Regions from separate parts of the Homo sapiens genome. Here region 2 is linked to region 1. Evidence: read pairs that join two places in POLR2A ChIA-PET (ENCODE). Cell type or tissue: IMR-90. All regions are shown on one strand.

Region 1 (8,000 bases):
TAAAGACTAGCATTTTATTCAAAACCTCTAGTCTGGAGAGATGCACTTCACTTGAGCCTTATTGCAGATTCTCATTTCTTTTAGCACTTATCTAAAAAACGGGGATAATAATGCCAAGCTTCCAGGGCTGTTGTGATAATTAAATGAGATCTTCCATAAATGGAGACAGTTGTTCGTTTCCCCACCCCCTTCAGCAAAGAGAGTATCAGTGTCTGTTTTGCTAAAAAAGAAAAGAGGTCTCTGCATGGGGTGCAGGGTCAGAAAGATACTGGGATTTTTTTTTTTTATTTTTATTTATTTATTTATTTATTTATTTTTGAGGTGGAGTCTGGCCCTGTCGCCTGGGCTGGAGTGCAGCGGCGCAATCTCAGCTCACTGCAACCTCTGCCTCCCAGGTTCAGGCTGTTATTGTGCCTCAGCTTCCCGAGTAGCTGGGATTACAGGCATGTGGCACCATGCCTGGCTAATTTTTGTATTTTTAGTAGAGACAGGGTTTCACCATGTTGGCCAGGATGGTCTCAAATTCCTGACCTCAGGTGATCTGCCCACCTTGGCCTCCTAAGGTGCTGGGATTATAGGCGTGAGCCACCACACCCGGCCAGGCAGATAACTTTCAATTGTGACCCCAGTTCAAACATTATTGAGACAGTGAGGTGAGAATCAATAATAAAGTCAAAAATTGCCCTCTTTGAACAATGACCTGAAATACAATGGCTGCATATCAAAGAAGCTGCTGAGTGACACACCCTCAGGACAAATAGAGGCTTCCGCACAGGCCATATGTATCTGTCCCTGCCTGCCCATCTGTTTCATCTTGCAGTGCTCCCTCCACTCCCTCTAGGCCCCAGCCACGCTGAACTTTATTACTCCACGCACTTTTTTGATGCCAGGCCTTTGCATATGCTCTTCCATCTGCCTGTCACCTACTCATCCATAACTCTAGGCTTAAATATCTCTTCCCAGGATGAGTGCAGTGGCTCATGCCTGTAATTCTGGTGCTTTGGGAGGCCCAGGCGGGAAGACTGCTTGAGGCCAACAGTTCAAGACCAGCCTGAACCACACAGCAAGACTCCGTCTCTACAAACAAATAAACACATAAAAATTTAAAAATCTCTTCCCCAGGAACACCCACCCCCCTTGACTTCCTGAGCCAGATTAGGTCACTATGCCACAGGTGAACCTAGGTCACCTATGTTCTTCCCTTTTCACTCATTACAGATGTAGACTCCCAAAGGGCCTTCATTCAACCATTCATTTATCTGACAATTCTTTCCAGAGTTCCTACTATGTGCTAGGCATTATTCTGGGTGCTAGGGATACAGTGGTAGACAAGATAAGACACAGATTCTACCTATGAAACTTACATTCTAGTAGGAAAAGCAGACAATACACAAATAAACTAATACAGGAACCGCAGGTTCATTCACTGCTGCATTTCCAGAATGGGCCCCAACACATAGCAGATACTCAACAAGTGCTTATTGAGGAGAAGGAAAGGAAAGTGAGGGTGAATGGCAGCCAATCTGAAGGAAGAGACAGGAGTGGCCAGTGTCAGAGCCAACAAACTAACTACCGTGGAATCATTTCACCCTAGAGGTTTGCTCAACTTGCAGGAGGGACTAAAATGGGTTGAGGCCTATCCTGTCCTGTTGGTCTCCAATAAGGAAGGGGAGGAAGTGGCTTACCTTCACTTCTGTCTGTCCTGTATCTGTGTAAACACCTACAAATAGGGACAAATGAATGAGTGCAAGCCCTGGACTCATCAAGTGATCTTATCCACTCCTGTGCCTTCCAGTGTTAGAGACTGGATAGTTGGTTGCAAAACACATTTCCTCTTTCTCATGGGTGCCCAGCTAGGCTACACTTCCCTACTTCTCTTATAGTTAGATGTGACCACATGATGAGATTTTATTGGTGGAATATGGATGGAAGTGATAGACTCTCCCATGTGTGGTCCTCCATGCCCTTATGCCCTTTCCCCATCACAGTGACCCTGGAAGCTGTGTAATATAAATGGCAGATGTCGGGTGCAGTGGCTCATGCCTGTAATCCCAGCATATTGGGAGGCCGAGGTGGGCAGATCACTGGAGGCCAGAAGTTCGAGAGCAGCCTGGCCAACACGGCGAAACCCCGTCTCTACTAAAAATATAAAAATTAGCCAAGTATGGTGGCACACACCTGTGATCCCAGCTACTCAGGAGGCTGAGGCACGAGAATCACTTGAACCCAGGAGGCAGAGGTTGCAGTGAGCTATGATCATACCACTGCACTCCAGTTTGGGCAATAGAGCTAGACCCTGTCTCAAAAAAAAAAAAAAAAAAAGATGGCAGACACAAAAGCTGGAAGGACCTGGTTCCTGAACCCCACTTGGAGAAGAGTTGCTCACTTATTAGGAACACCAGTTTGGGATTTTACCTGAGTGAGAAATAACCTACTGTGCTAGGCCATCGAGGCTGGGGAATTTTCTGTTAGAGCAGCTAGCATCATTCTTTTTTTTTTTTTTTTTTTTTTTTTTTTAAGACAGGGTCTCTTGGCTGGGGGCAGTGGCTCACGCCTGTAATCCTAACACTTTAGGAAGTCGAGGTGCACAGATCACCTGAGGTCAGGAGTTTGAGACCAGCCTGATCAACATGACAAAACCCCGTCTCTACTAAAAAATACAAAAATTAGCCAGGCATGGTGGCGTGCACCTGTAATACCAGCTACTTGGGAGGCTGAGGCAGGAGAATCTCTGGAACCCAGGATGCAGAGGTCACAGTGAGCTGAGATCATGTCACTGCACTCCAGCCTGGGTGACAGAGCGAGACTCTGTCTCAAATAAATTAATTAATTAATTAATTAATTCAGGGACTCACTCTGTTGCCCAGGATGGAGTGCAGTGGTGTGATCACGGCTCGCGGCAGGCTTGACCTCCTGCGGCTCAAGCGGTCCTCTCACCTCAGCCAGGACACCACAGGCACATGCCATCATACTCAGCTAATTTTTGTACTTTTTGTAGATACAAGGTTTCATTATGTTGCCCAGACTGCTCTCAAACTCCTGGTTTCCACCTGCCTCGGCCTCCCAAAGCGTTGGGATTACAGGAGTGAGTAACCATGCCTGGCCACCTTGATGATACACTTGCTTATTCTCTCCAGGCCAATGACCTCACTCAAGCCTGAGCCTTCCCCTGGGGTCCAGACTCAGCTCCACACCCATGCACTGGATATCCCTACTGACATGGTGGTCATGCCTTCAGACTTAGAGTGGCCAAAACTGGACTTGCTACTTTCACCCGCACCAGCTTCTCCTTCTCCAGTGTGGCCCATCTCAGTAAGATGGCACCACTTTCCACCCAGGCGTGCAAGCCTAAAACTCAGAGCCACCTTGGGCCCTTTTCCCTTTCTCTCATCCTCCACATATCTCCTCCATAGATCTTGAATTCATATCTTCTCTTCTTCTCCACTGCTGCTACCATCAGTGCCTAAATACCACCACAGTCTCCAGCTAACCCATCTCCCTGCTTGATTATAGCTACCCTTCAAGCCCATTCTCCAGCTGGAGTCATCCACCCCAAAACAGATCCAAGCATGCCACCCCTACCCACACTCACTTTAACACTCAGGGCTGGCTCCCTACCGCCCTGAGGATTCAGTTCAAGCTCCTTGGCACAGTCTCAAAGGCCTTGCATGATCTGGCCTGGCCTGTCTCTGCAGCCTCTTCCGCTGACCCCAAGCCAGCTGTGTACACTCTTGTCACACCAGTTAGGTTCCTCATTCACATCATCCTCCCTCTGCACTCTGGCTGTTCCCCTGGCCTAGAATACTTCAACCCCCATTCTTTACTTGCATCACAACTGCTCATCCTTCAGGCCTCAGCTTGATTTTCACTTCCTCCAAGAAGTGACCTCCCTGACCCTTGGACCAGGTCAGCCAACTTGGCACCTCCTATTGCCCAACACAACTCTCTTGACATTTGATTCTTGTGACTTAATTGTCTATTTTTCCTATTCAAGTGCAAGTTCCCGGAGGGCAGGGCCTCGGTCCTGTTCACCCTTGTGTTCTTAGCCTCCAGAAAAAAGGAGGAATCCCCGTATGTCTGTTAAATGAGTATGCGTGAGCAGTACACTCACTCAATAATTACCAACTTAGTGATATCCGTGCTATTCAATGACAGCAAACAGGTAATTCTGAGTTTGTCTGCCATCTGAGTCAAAGCAATTTGCCCCCATTTTTTTTTTTTTTTTGAGATGGAGTCTCTCCCTGTCGTCCTGGCTGGAGTGCAATGGTGGGATATCAGCTCACTGCAACCTCCGCCCCTCGAGTTCAAGCGATTCTCCTGCCTCAGCCTCCTGAGTAGCTGGAGTTACAGGTGCGCGCCACCACGCCCAGGTTAATTTTTTTTGTGTCTTTAGTAGAGACGGGGTTTCAACATGTTGCCCAGGCTGGTCTTGAACTCCTGACCTCATGATCCCCCCACCTCGGCCTCCCAAAGTGCTGGGATTACAGGTGTGAGCCACCAGGCCCGATCTGCCCCCATTTATTAATGAGGAGACAGATCCCCAAGGGAGCAAGTGATCTGCCCCAGGGAGGCAGGAGGTGAAGCAGTCACAGGGCTCTGGCAATGACCACACCACCCCTCTTCTCCCTCTGCTTCTAACTTTTCTTGTTTCTGAGGTCCAGGCGGAAATGTAATGTCATGACACATTGGGGGATTTCTTTCCTCCCCTACATTTTTCTGATGTGACTCCAGCTTGGGGGGTTGGGGGAACACAAGCCCCAGGAGGAGGGAGGCGGGTGGTGGGGAGGTTAGCAGTCACATTCCTCAGCAGCCTCTGTTTTCATAGCTCAGAGAAAGAAGAAAGAAGTTAGCAAGCTCTGGCAGACACACTGGGCATTCAGCTCCTGTTCTGGCAGCTGCAGGGGCTGGGCTGAGCACGCGCTCTGCCAAGGCCAGGGCGGCAGACACTCTCTCCAATCTCAGGCTGCCAAGATGAGGTGGAGGGGGTCAGGGCCTCTGTCTAAGATGGGGGTTCACAGAAAGAGACCCCTTCTTTCTGCTCAGGCTGGCAGCCAGTTGGCCATGAGCCATGTGTGGGAGAAGGGGAGCAGAGGGAGGCAGTGTCAGGGCCTCAGTGCAAATCCTTCCAGGTTGGAAGGCTGGTGTGGGCATCAGACAGCCCAGGGGGCTATCTCAGCTCCTCCTCCACCCTGGAGATGTTGGAGGGACAACCTCTAGGCAGATGTCCCCACCCGGCTGCTGGGGCCACTGCTGTCACATTCCAGAGGGGGCTGAGAGCCACAGAGCATGGATTGAGAACGAGCTCACCATGGAAACCAGGCTTCCTAGGAAAAGGTCACATATTTGATGTGGCTGTCATCCAGGCACCTTAAATGCCACACTGTTCCTGTTTTCTTGAGCACGCTGCCAGCAGAGAAGGCCTGAGACAATGGGGTTGGCAGTTGACCTGTTTGCCTGGTTTTAGACAGGCCCCTATCACGGTTTCCCCTTCTCAGCAAAACTCAGTGCTGTTTTTACATTGCCTGACCCCAACGTGTACCCATGTGGGCAGCCCTGCAGGCCAACCCTTGAGTCTGGCAAAGACCCACTGTGCCAAAAATCTAGAAAAGGAGGTGCAAACAAGACCCATGATGGTAAAAACTGGCAAAGCTTGTTAAGAATAGTAAAAGCTTTCGGGTATGAGTACTTACTCCATGCTGCCAGACACTGTGATAAATGCTTTACAGGCACTGTAATCTCCACAAAAAAAACCTTAATAAAAAAATTGAGGCTTTGAGAGGTTAAATAACTTATCTGAGATTATTATATAACCAGAAAATGGCATGACGAGGATTCAAACCCAGGCTTGTCTGATCTAGAGCCTGAAACTTTCACCTCTACTCTATTTCACTCATCCATTTATTCATGCACTCATTCATTTATTCAATTGTCCATCCATCCATGCATGCATCAAACATTTAGGGAAAGCCTCTGGTGTGCTGACACAGTGTGTAAAAGGACACACTCCACAACCTCCAAGAGTTCACAGTGGGAGAAATGGATGAGTAAACAATGACAATATGCGGTGTGATGAAAGCCATGGGAGAGGAGCAGCAAAGCTGCTATGGGAAGAGGACTCCTTTTCCTTGCATTGTCCAAGGCTCAGAGGTGTGAGAGCACAGGGGAGGAGAAACTAACCCAGCTGGGACAGGGGTGGGCAGCAGACTTTCTCCGGAAGGTGTCCAAACACACACCTGTAAAAGGGGTTGAACTTGGGTCACACTTCTCAGGCCTGGAGTTCCAGGGGTTGGATTTACATCCACAGGCAGGAGAGAACACTTACTCTCAAATGGACCCGATCAGGCCCCCCTTACCAAGCACAATGCTTCCCAGGGACGCCCAACTGACCAAGTACCACCGACAAAATAGAAAGAAGTCAGGCTTTCCTAGAGAACCCTGGGTGAGTACATGGTTTACACAGCTGTCCTTAACCCAGACTCTAGTGGCATGAAGAAAGAACAAGCTAGCTTCTTCCTCCTTTCACACTCCCATTGAAGACTGCCCACTGTCAAAAGCTAGAGGACAGTAGAAATAAAATTACTGCCTTAGTATAAGGAAACCAACCCAGTGACTTCTAGGTTGGGCAAGAAAATTAGGGTTGGGGAAAAGGGTGACTTAATTCCTCCCGTCTGTCTGGTTCCTACACCCACATCATATGTCTTTGGGGAAGCCTCCCACACAGGCTGTGATCCACCAACTATAGCACTCCAGCCCTGAAAGGAGCCCTTTTCCTTACATGCCCTGTTGGTTAGTAATAGCCAAGATGCTGGGTGGGAAGAAGGGAGAGAGAGAGGGAGGGAGGAAGGGATATTCTCTGAAGAGCAAGAGGGCAGCTGGCTTCTTTCACAGCTGTGTGGGTGGCAGTGAGCTAAGAGGTCCCTGTTCTCTTCTCCATCAATCAAGGGGGCAATCAAGAAAAAATGTGCAGTTTAAAAAGTTCAAAAAGAAAAATCAAACCACAACAACCTCCAAATTATATTAATTTGGTGATGGCCTGACACTCTGGAAACCAATCATGGGAAGGGGCAACCCTCACTTCCTCCTGCTCTTGGATGACGTTAGCCCTTTTTCTTTTTCTGGGGTTGGTCTCCATGGAGCAACACAGTCTGGCCTGGGTTCCTCACCACAGCAAGGAGGAAAACACAGAACTTTGTTCTCTCCTCTCTGGATAATGGTGGCCAGGATAGAAGTTCATGGGCAATGAGAAGCCTGGGCCCTCCTGCACAAGGTTGGCATCAAGCAAAATTGCATTAGCTAATAAAATAGTATCCTTGTGCAAGTTATTTCACCCCGCTGAGCCTCAGGGCCCTCCTCATTAAACTGGGAAAATAATACTACCTACCCTCCTGATGCCCTTATTTATTCCTGTCTTCAGGTCCTTTTTATTTACCTCTTCTGCCTTTTTTTTTTTTTTTGAAACAGGGTGTCGCTCTGTCACCCAGGCTGGAATGCAATGGCACAATCACAGCTCACTACAGCCTTGAACTCCTGATCTCAAGCAATCTTCCCACCTCAGCCTCCCACATAGCTGGGACCACAGGCATGTGCCACCACACCTGGCTAAGTTTTTTTCTTTTTAAAAATGATTTGTAGAGATGAGGAGATGAGGTCCCCCCTCCTGCCTCGAACTTGCAAAGTGCTGGGATTACAGGCATGGGTCACCATGCTCAGCCTCTTCTACCTCTTTTTTCTCCTCTTTGCATCCCCCTTTCTTGCACTGCCTTCTCGGTAGTCCCCTCCACCCCATATGGACTTAAATAATTCTTGATTTTCATGGCCCCTGTGAACTTGCTTCTTCCCCCATTCCTTCCCATTTTAATAGTGCCATCGTATACCCAGTTTCTCAGACTAGAATCTAAGAAGTCATCCTTGATTACCTTCTTCCCCACAACACATACATTTAATCCATTAGCATGTCTTACAGGTGATTCCTCCAAAACATATCCCGAATCTGACCATTT
Region 2 (8,000 bases), 340 kb before region 1:
GATTCTGACAGATTCAGTGTCTGGTGAGGGCCCATTTCCTGGTTCGTAGACAGCTGTCGTGATTGCCCTCACAACGCGGCCTCACATACTTTTAAATGAAACATGGGGCAGGTTATGAAAGAGTAGGTATAGTATGATCCCATTTTTAAAAGAGTTTTTCTACACAGTGACAGTTCTGGAAGAATTTACTCCAGAATCTTTAGTTTTGTTGCTGGGTAGTGAGATTATGAGTGTTCTTATTTTCTTCTTTTTGATTACCCATATCGTCTAACTGTTCAAAATTCAATAGTTCTTGTGTAATTTAAAAATGTTTTTTAAAAGCAAAACTAGGAGCCACTTACAATTCCTACATACCCAGTCCTCCCTGGCCCTTTTTGCTCTGGAGATAAAAATGTTTCATTCAGGTAAAATAATCCAATAGCTTAGAAATATATACTCCCCAACCCCAAATAGTTTCATTCCAATTCCTCACTAGGGTTTTCCTCCTCACCGAGAAAATGAAAAACTACCACAAAAGGCTATGATGTGACAAGGATCCAAGATTTCCCCCTTTTCCTCTTCCCCTCCCTCCATTCTCAAGGGGAGTACCTCTGTCCTTGGCAAAATGGGGAAGGGCTATGCCTTGGAGGCAGCAGGGTACCCCAAAAGGCACAAGCCACACCAGTCACTTTGAGCCAGGGGAAGGGGAGAAGGCTGTGGTCTGGCAAACAGGGGAGCTTGGGCTAAGTTGACAACACGTGATTGTGAGGATGATGAGCTGCCACCTAGACCATCGAACAGCAAGGTGTCAGGTAAGACATGAGGCAATCGCACACTCAACCAGTCATAATTTTTTAAAAAATATAATTTACCAATAGTTTTTTTTCTACCAGTGAGAGCCTACATCATTAAAAATGTAAGATTCCAGCCTCCTCTTCCTCCTTGGCTGTTACCAGCCCCTATTTCTCTTCTCCCCGTAGATCAGAGGCCTCAGAAATGGCCTGGTCCTCCACCCAGCCTCGGGACCAACTGTTCTCAGCACCAAGGTTGAGGACAGCAACTCTGCAACGTGGCACATGCCTATGGGGTGCTCCTACCTTTAGGGGGCCTCTGCTTCTGGTCCACAGCTTTAGACTACTTCCTTTCTAAACCCAGAGGGGGACAGGCCCACAGAATGGCTGCTTAGATGCAGTAAATGTTCTCTGGATGTGGAAAACCCATTTCCTGGTCTGTATGTAGGCCATGCGCCCCCTGTGTGGGCTAGCAGCCAATGTGCCTCTGGAGAAGAGGTTTCTTGAATGCTGATACACAAGCGCCTCATATGTGTGTCGTACATGTCTACTTGTCATGTGTACTACATGTGCACGAATGTGCAGGCCACCCCCAATAATATCGCGATGTCCCTGTACCTCTCCATTCTTACATATCTTGGAATCACTCAGCCAATTCTAATCGCAGTCAGCAAAGGACTTAGAATCAAAATCAAGTCCAGCTTCTCTGGTGCAGTGCTTTCTGGTGAAAAGGGAAAAAAAAGACTGGGTCTAAACACCTTTCCCAGCACTTCATGGTCAGACCCTTTTGCCTGTTCTGCATGCCCCAGGGCCTCCGAGGCACAGACAGCAGCCTCCTGCTACAGGAACCGGCCCCGCAGTGTGGCCAGTCTGACCTAGTCTGCCACCCTTACCCCAGTCCTACTTTCAAGGAAGGAGTAGCCTCAGTACCCCTCCCTGAGCTTGGTGTCCAGGACCCCAGCCTGACTGGTATGTGGAGAGCCAGAGAGGGCAGACACAAAGCCAGGTGCCAGGTCTGGGATGAGCCCTGCAGGAGTAACCCTATGGGCAGTCCTGCTCACTTCCTTAGACAAGAGAGGAGGCCCTCCAGAGCCCTAGGGCCATCTGGGGAATATCAGATAGCAGCAAGGCAGGCTGGCTGGGGCAGCTGGGCTGGGCTGAGACTGTCTTGCCAAGGCCACAGGCTTCCTTTGCAGATGGTAGTGAAGGAAATAGTTGGTGAAGCTCAATAGATCACCTCCCCTACCTCTGCCTCAGTCCACCAGAAGAAAACTGTCTGTATCCTGGGGCTGAACATGCTTTTCAGCAATTGGTGCTTTCTAGATACTTGGGACTCCAATAGGGTAATAGAATAAAAGAAAATATAACTTTTAGAGCTGGAATTAAAATTAAAAATAATACATTATTCCAACAAGTCCTAAAAATGCTAACATTTATTAAGCATTTATTGTGGGCTCAACTAAGCATTTTACCTAAATTATTACATTTAATCTAAGAACAACTCCATGAGGTAGCTAACCTTATACTTTCCTTATGTTATAGATGTTGAAAAGGTGACACAGAGAGGCTGAGAGACTTGTCCAAGGTCACCAACTTGTAAGAGGCAGGCTGGGTCTATGTGACTCTCAAGTCCACACCCTTCAGTACTCTGGGACACTCTCGACAATCCTGCTTTGGAATTCCTGACAAGTCAGGGTTGTCAGAGCCTCCCACCACTTTAAATGAGGAGACAAATTCTTTGTATAAGGCTTGTGCTCCTCAAAGAATGGGTTTCATTTGTGTTGCAGAAAAAAATATTGCTCACAATGCCTTCCCCAGAGGCTTTATTCCTGAAGTCTTTGAACCAGTTAAAGGTAATAACCTCAAATGCAGAGCCAACAGTCTTAGGGTCTTAACTTGATGGGCAGCCACATGATTCAATCCTATATAATGAGTGATCTATTGCAGTGATTTGCAAAAGAAGCCAGTGAGGCCAAACAGTGGGCTCATTCCCTGAGGTGCCAATGACTCACTGGGCTTGGGGGAAGCAGAACCCACCTCCTCCCCAATTTTCCCACTGGTAGCCCCTAAATCCTCTGGGACAGACTCACTGGGTTTCAGAAAGTCAGAGCCAGAAGAGACCCCAGGGTCATTAATATAATCCTATCAGTTCTCAGAGAGAAAGTTGAGGCTGAAGGAGAAGGTACTAAAACACCACCAGTTTCCTGACAGGTTCTTATCTTTTCCAAAAGCTTAGACCCTAGGGGTAGGACCAGCTGTTAGGTTATTACTTATGTACATAATTCCCTCCTTCTGAGCAGGAGTCAGAGGATGAGAGAGAGGAAGAAAAGCATAAATGGTTAAGAGCACTGCATGGGAGTGAGAGAGCCCATAGTTAAAGTGCTGACATTGCTTCTGCACAGCTCTGTGATCTGCCAAGTTACTTAATCTCTTTGTGTCTTACTTTCCTCTTCAGTAAAATATAGATAATAATGGTGCCAACTTGAAGGACTAGACTAGGAATTAATCAAATGAATGGATCGCCCAGTGCCTGCCTCAATTACAAAGGAATAGTGAGGAAATCTGAATAAAGTATAAACTTTAGTTCATAATACTACATTAATATTGGTTCATTAATTATAACAAAGGTACCACACTAATGTAAGATGTTAATACTATAGAACACTGGGTTGGGATATATGGAACTCTCTGGCTTATCTTCACAATTTTTCTGTAAACCTAAAAGTTCTAAAATAAAAAGTTTATTAAAAAATATAAAAAGAAGTATGGTAGGTAGAAGTTGTCCTTGCTATAGAGGGGAATGATTATGAACCATGTCCCTAAGAATCCAGAAACAGCCAGAAAGAATCAAGTGGCAAGTCAGCCAGCATCAAGCTCTTAATGTTCAATCAACTCAAGTCTGCTCCAAATTCTAACCAGAGGTATCAGTAGACAATGGGATTGGCAGGCGTCAAGGTATGGGTAGGAAGAATCAATATCGTGAAAATGGCCATACTGCCCAAGGTAATTTATAGATTCAATGCCATCCCCATCAAGCTACCAGTGACTTTCTTCACAGAATTGGAAAAAACTACTTTAAAGTTCATATGGAACCAAAAAAGAGCCTGCATTGCCAAGTCAATCCTAAGACAAAAGAACAAAGCTGGAGGCATCACACTACCTGACTTCAAATGATACTACAAGGCTACAGTAACCAAAACAGCATGGTACTGGTACCAAAACAGAGATATAGACCAACGGAACAGAACAGAGCCCTCAGAAATAATGCCGCGTATCTACAACTATCTGATCTTTGACAAACCTGACAAAAACAAGAAATGGGGAAAGGATTCCCTATTTAATAAATGGTGCTGGGAAAACTGGCTAGCCAAATGTAGAAAGCTGAAACTGGATCCCTTCCTTACACCTTACACAAAAATTAATTCAGGATGGATTAAAGACTTAAATGTCAGACCTAAAACCATAAAAACCCTAGAAGAAAACCTAGGCAATACCATTCAGGACATAGACATGGGCAAGGACTTCATGTCTAAAACACCAAAAGCAATGGCAACAAAAGCCAAAATTGACAAATAGGATCTAATTAAACTAAAGAGCTTCTGCACAGCAAAAGAAACTACCATCAGAGGGAACAGGCAACCTACAGAATGGGAGAAAATTTTTGCAATCTACTCATCTGACAAAGGGCTAATATCCAGCATCTACAATGAACTCCAACAAATTTACAAGAAAAAATCAAACAACCCCATCAAAAAGTGGGCAAAAGATATGAACAGACACTTCTCAAAAGAAGACATTTATGCAGCCAAAAGACACATGAAAAAATGCTCATAATCACTGGCCATCAGAGAAATGCAAATCAAAACCACAATGAGATACTATTTCACACCAGTTAGAATGGCGATCATTAAAAAGTCAGGAAACAACAGGTGCTGGAGAGGATGTGGAGAAATAGGAACACTTTTACACTGTTGGTGGGACTGTAAACTAGTTCAACCATTGTGGAAGTCAGTGTGGCGATTCCTCAGGGATCTAGAACTAGAAATACCATTTGACCCCGCCATCCCATTACTGGGTATATACCCAAAGGATTATAAAACATGCTGCTATAACATGCTTGTATATTATAAACATATAAAACATGCTGCTATATTATAAACATGCACATGTATGTTTATTGTGGCACTATTCACAATATTGTGAGACTCTTTTTATATTGCGGCACTATGTTTACTGTGGCACTATCGCAGCCACAATATTGCAGCACTATGTTTATTGCGGCACTATTCACAATAGCAAAGACTTGGAACCAACCCAAATGTCCATCAATGATAGACTGGATTAAGAAAATGTGGCACATATACACCATGGAATACTATGCAGCCATAAAAAATGATGAGTTCATGTCCTTTGTAGGGACATGGATGAAGCTGGAAACCATCATTCTCAGCAAACTATCACAAGGACAAAAAAACCAAACACCGCGTGTTCTCACTCATAGGTGGGAATTGAACAATGAGAATACAAGGACACAGGAAGGGAGCATCACACACCGGGGCCTGTTGTGGGGTGGGGGGAGGGGGGAGGGATAGTATTAGGAGATATACCTAATGTTAAATGAAGAGTTAATAGGTGCAGCACACCAACATGGCACATATACATATGTAACAAACCTGCACATTGTGCACATGTACCCTAAAACTTAAAGTATAATTTAAAAAAAAAGAGAAAGACTACTAAGTCTGAAGTCAGATGGACGCCTACGTTCAAATTCTAAATCTACCACTTCACAACTCTTTGATCACGAGTAGAGCCCCTCACCTCCCTAGAGCTCCTTTTCCTTTTCCTCCTTACCTGCAGACGATTTCTCCCTGGCTAGAGCACAGAGTTGCTATGAGGCCAAAATGAGAGACGTGGTCGGCAGCCTCTAGGTCAGCCTCCCGAAAATCTCCATCTCCTGGGATTCTCGTTCTTGTGTAATCTTCTCCCTTGAGTGTGGGTTGGACTTATTGATGTGCTGCTAACACATAGAATGTGGGGAATGATGGGATGTCATGTTGCAGATTAGGGCATAAAAAGACTGGCTTCCATTTTGGATTGCTTGTCCCTGGGAAGCTAGCTGTCATGTTATAAGGGAGCCCTGTGGAGAGCCTCATGTGAGTGTGCTTGGAAGCAGATCTTCCAAATCCTGCCAACGACACATGAGTGAGCTTCAAAGCTGATCCTGCAACGCTGGCTGAGCCTTAAGATGACCGCAGTCCTGGAGGACAGCTTGACTGCAATGGCATGAGAGACTTTGAACCAGAAGCACCCAGCTAAGTCATACCTGCATTCCTGATACACAGAAACTGTGAGATAACAAATGCTTGTTGCTGTAAGTCTAAATTTTGAAATGATTTTGTATGCAGTAATATATAACTAATATAAGAGGCCATGTGTGAAAATACTCTGTTGGAAACTAAGAAATTTGGTAACACCAGAAACAAAACAAAACAAAACAAAGCAAAACCCTCAGGCCCATCAGATCCCATGGAAGGTCCCTCCAGTTTGTCACATCCCATGCTATTTCTGCTTATCACTGCCTCTTTCTTCCTCTTACTCCCAGGACATCCGGAGGCAGATGGGTTTGGTGATGACAGCCCATGAAATTCTCTCCCCACACTGGAAACAGCTCAGCAGTCCTGGGGGCCAGGGACACACAGGTGAGGCAGCCCAGCTCTCTCCTGACTCTTGAAAACGGAGGGGCCCTGCTTCAGGTGAAGCCAAACATCCAGCCCCAGCTCTTTGGGAGATTTGTCTTTCTAATTCACAGGATGTTCACAGCATCACCAAAAAAAAAAAAAAATCTTCACTGTACCTGGTTTTGTTCCTTCCAAGGCTGTCCTCAGGATATAGAGAACCTCTTGAAGTCAGAGTCCAAGCCTTAGATCCATAGGAATGTGCAGATAAATAAGCTCTGCTCTTAGCCCAAGTCTGCTTTCAGCGTGTACCCTCCAAGACAGACACACCATCCTCATGCCCACCATTCCCCTGGCAGATATCCTTGAAGGCTGGGGGCAGGAAAATACCTTCCAAGAAGAGTCTAAAAGTCACCGACTGCCATTCAACACTTTCAACCCCAATGAGCTCTGTGGGGAAAGGATGGAGAGAATTGTCTGTTCAGACAGAATGGGCTCCACCTGAACACCAGCACTAATCTCTACAATCAGTTGGCTTCAATACAGAATTTTCCACCCAGTTTCCTTCCCTTCCCTGTCTCTTCTTCCTACCACTAATTCTCCCCACAATTTTTTCTGAGCTTGTCAGGCAACTCCCTTTCCCTGGGGAATCTCCCTCCTACTTTCCTGTCCCAAATGGTGAAATCTATGCATCTCTTGACTTGATTACCCCCTACTAGGAGCTTGGTTGTGCAGAGAAGTGGTTTCTGTAAATGTGTCTCAGGGGGCAGGCAGAAGGATGGAGACACTAAGCCTTAGCTCCTGGGGTGCAGCGTGGCTGTGAAGAGTTGGGAAAAGCATCAACAGTGGCAGCAGCTTCCTAAGAAGGACTCCCTGTGGTGTGACTGATACAGAGATGAGGACCCAGAATAGAGCCAGCAGCATCTATGCTGGGCTTGCTGTACACGCTCTGAGGTCAGGCAGACGAGAGCTGTTGCTGAGTGCAGAGCGATTGCTCACACCCAGCACCAGCCTGAGCAAGCTGCTCATTTGGGACTGGGTGCTGCTCCCCTACCACCTGTGCCCCTCCGACATCCCCTTCCTCCAGAGGTGGCTTGGAGCACTGTTCCCACTCCTAGGGTTGGAGTTCACAGGCAGGAAAATGTAGCCCACTCACCCCACATGGCCATGGTGGGAAGGGCCGGCCTCCCAGCAGCCATGGCCCTGGCCTGGGTCTCCCTCATATGGGACTCTTACGGATCCTTAACCCGCCATGCTGGCAGTGTTCAAGTCCTGCCTCTGGAAGGCATTCCCTGTGGCCGTTTCCCTTCTCTTAACACAGGGAAGCTAATCCAGAGAGAGTCCAAGTGGCTGTGCAGAGCCAGGCTGAGGCTCTGGTTCTATCCCAGGCACCAAAGCCCAGGGATTCCCTCAGGAATAGGGGAGTGATCAGGGGACAGGTCCCAGAACTCCTAGAACTCCATCTAGGGTTCCATGGTTCCAGGAGCACCATGAGGAAGACCCAGTTCAGCATTAGAGGCTCCAGGCTGCCAGCAAAAAAAGACTCTTGTCA

The links. Peaks named below come from ENCODE experiments on the same cell type or tissue, not always from the same donor. Only the 100,000 strongest peaks of a DNase experiment are listed, where the experiment ranks them.
Region 2: POLR2A ChIA-PET joins it to region 1 with 5 read pairs; 2 of 35 experiments call an interaction of 5 or more read pairs at or near these places.

What each region holds. Positions count from the first base shown.
Region 1 is chr5:140,318,200-140,326,199 of GRCh38, forward strand. No RefSeq gene overlaps it. Among named protein-coding and RNA genes, the nearest start is that of PFDN1, 19 kb to the left of the region's middle. RefSeq lists enhancers at 3,559-3,608, 3,639-3,708, 4,522-5,721. In IMR-90, no CTCF peak of the experiment used is centred here; DNase peaks (open chromatin) are centred at 4,732, 6,052 and 6,792; H3K27ac peaks cover 1,376 bases.
Region 2 is chr5:139,973,750-139,981,749 of GRCh38, forward strand. The region is part of intron 1 of NRG2 (neuregulin 2); the gene reads right to left. Among named protein-coding and RNA genes, the nearest start is that of NRG2, 66 kb to the right of the region's middle. In IMR-90, no CTCF peak of the experiment used is centred here; no DNase peak of the experiment used is centred here; H3K27me3 peaks cover 2,798 bases.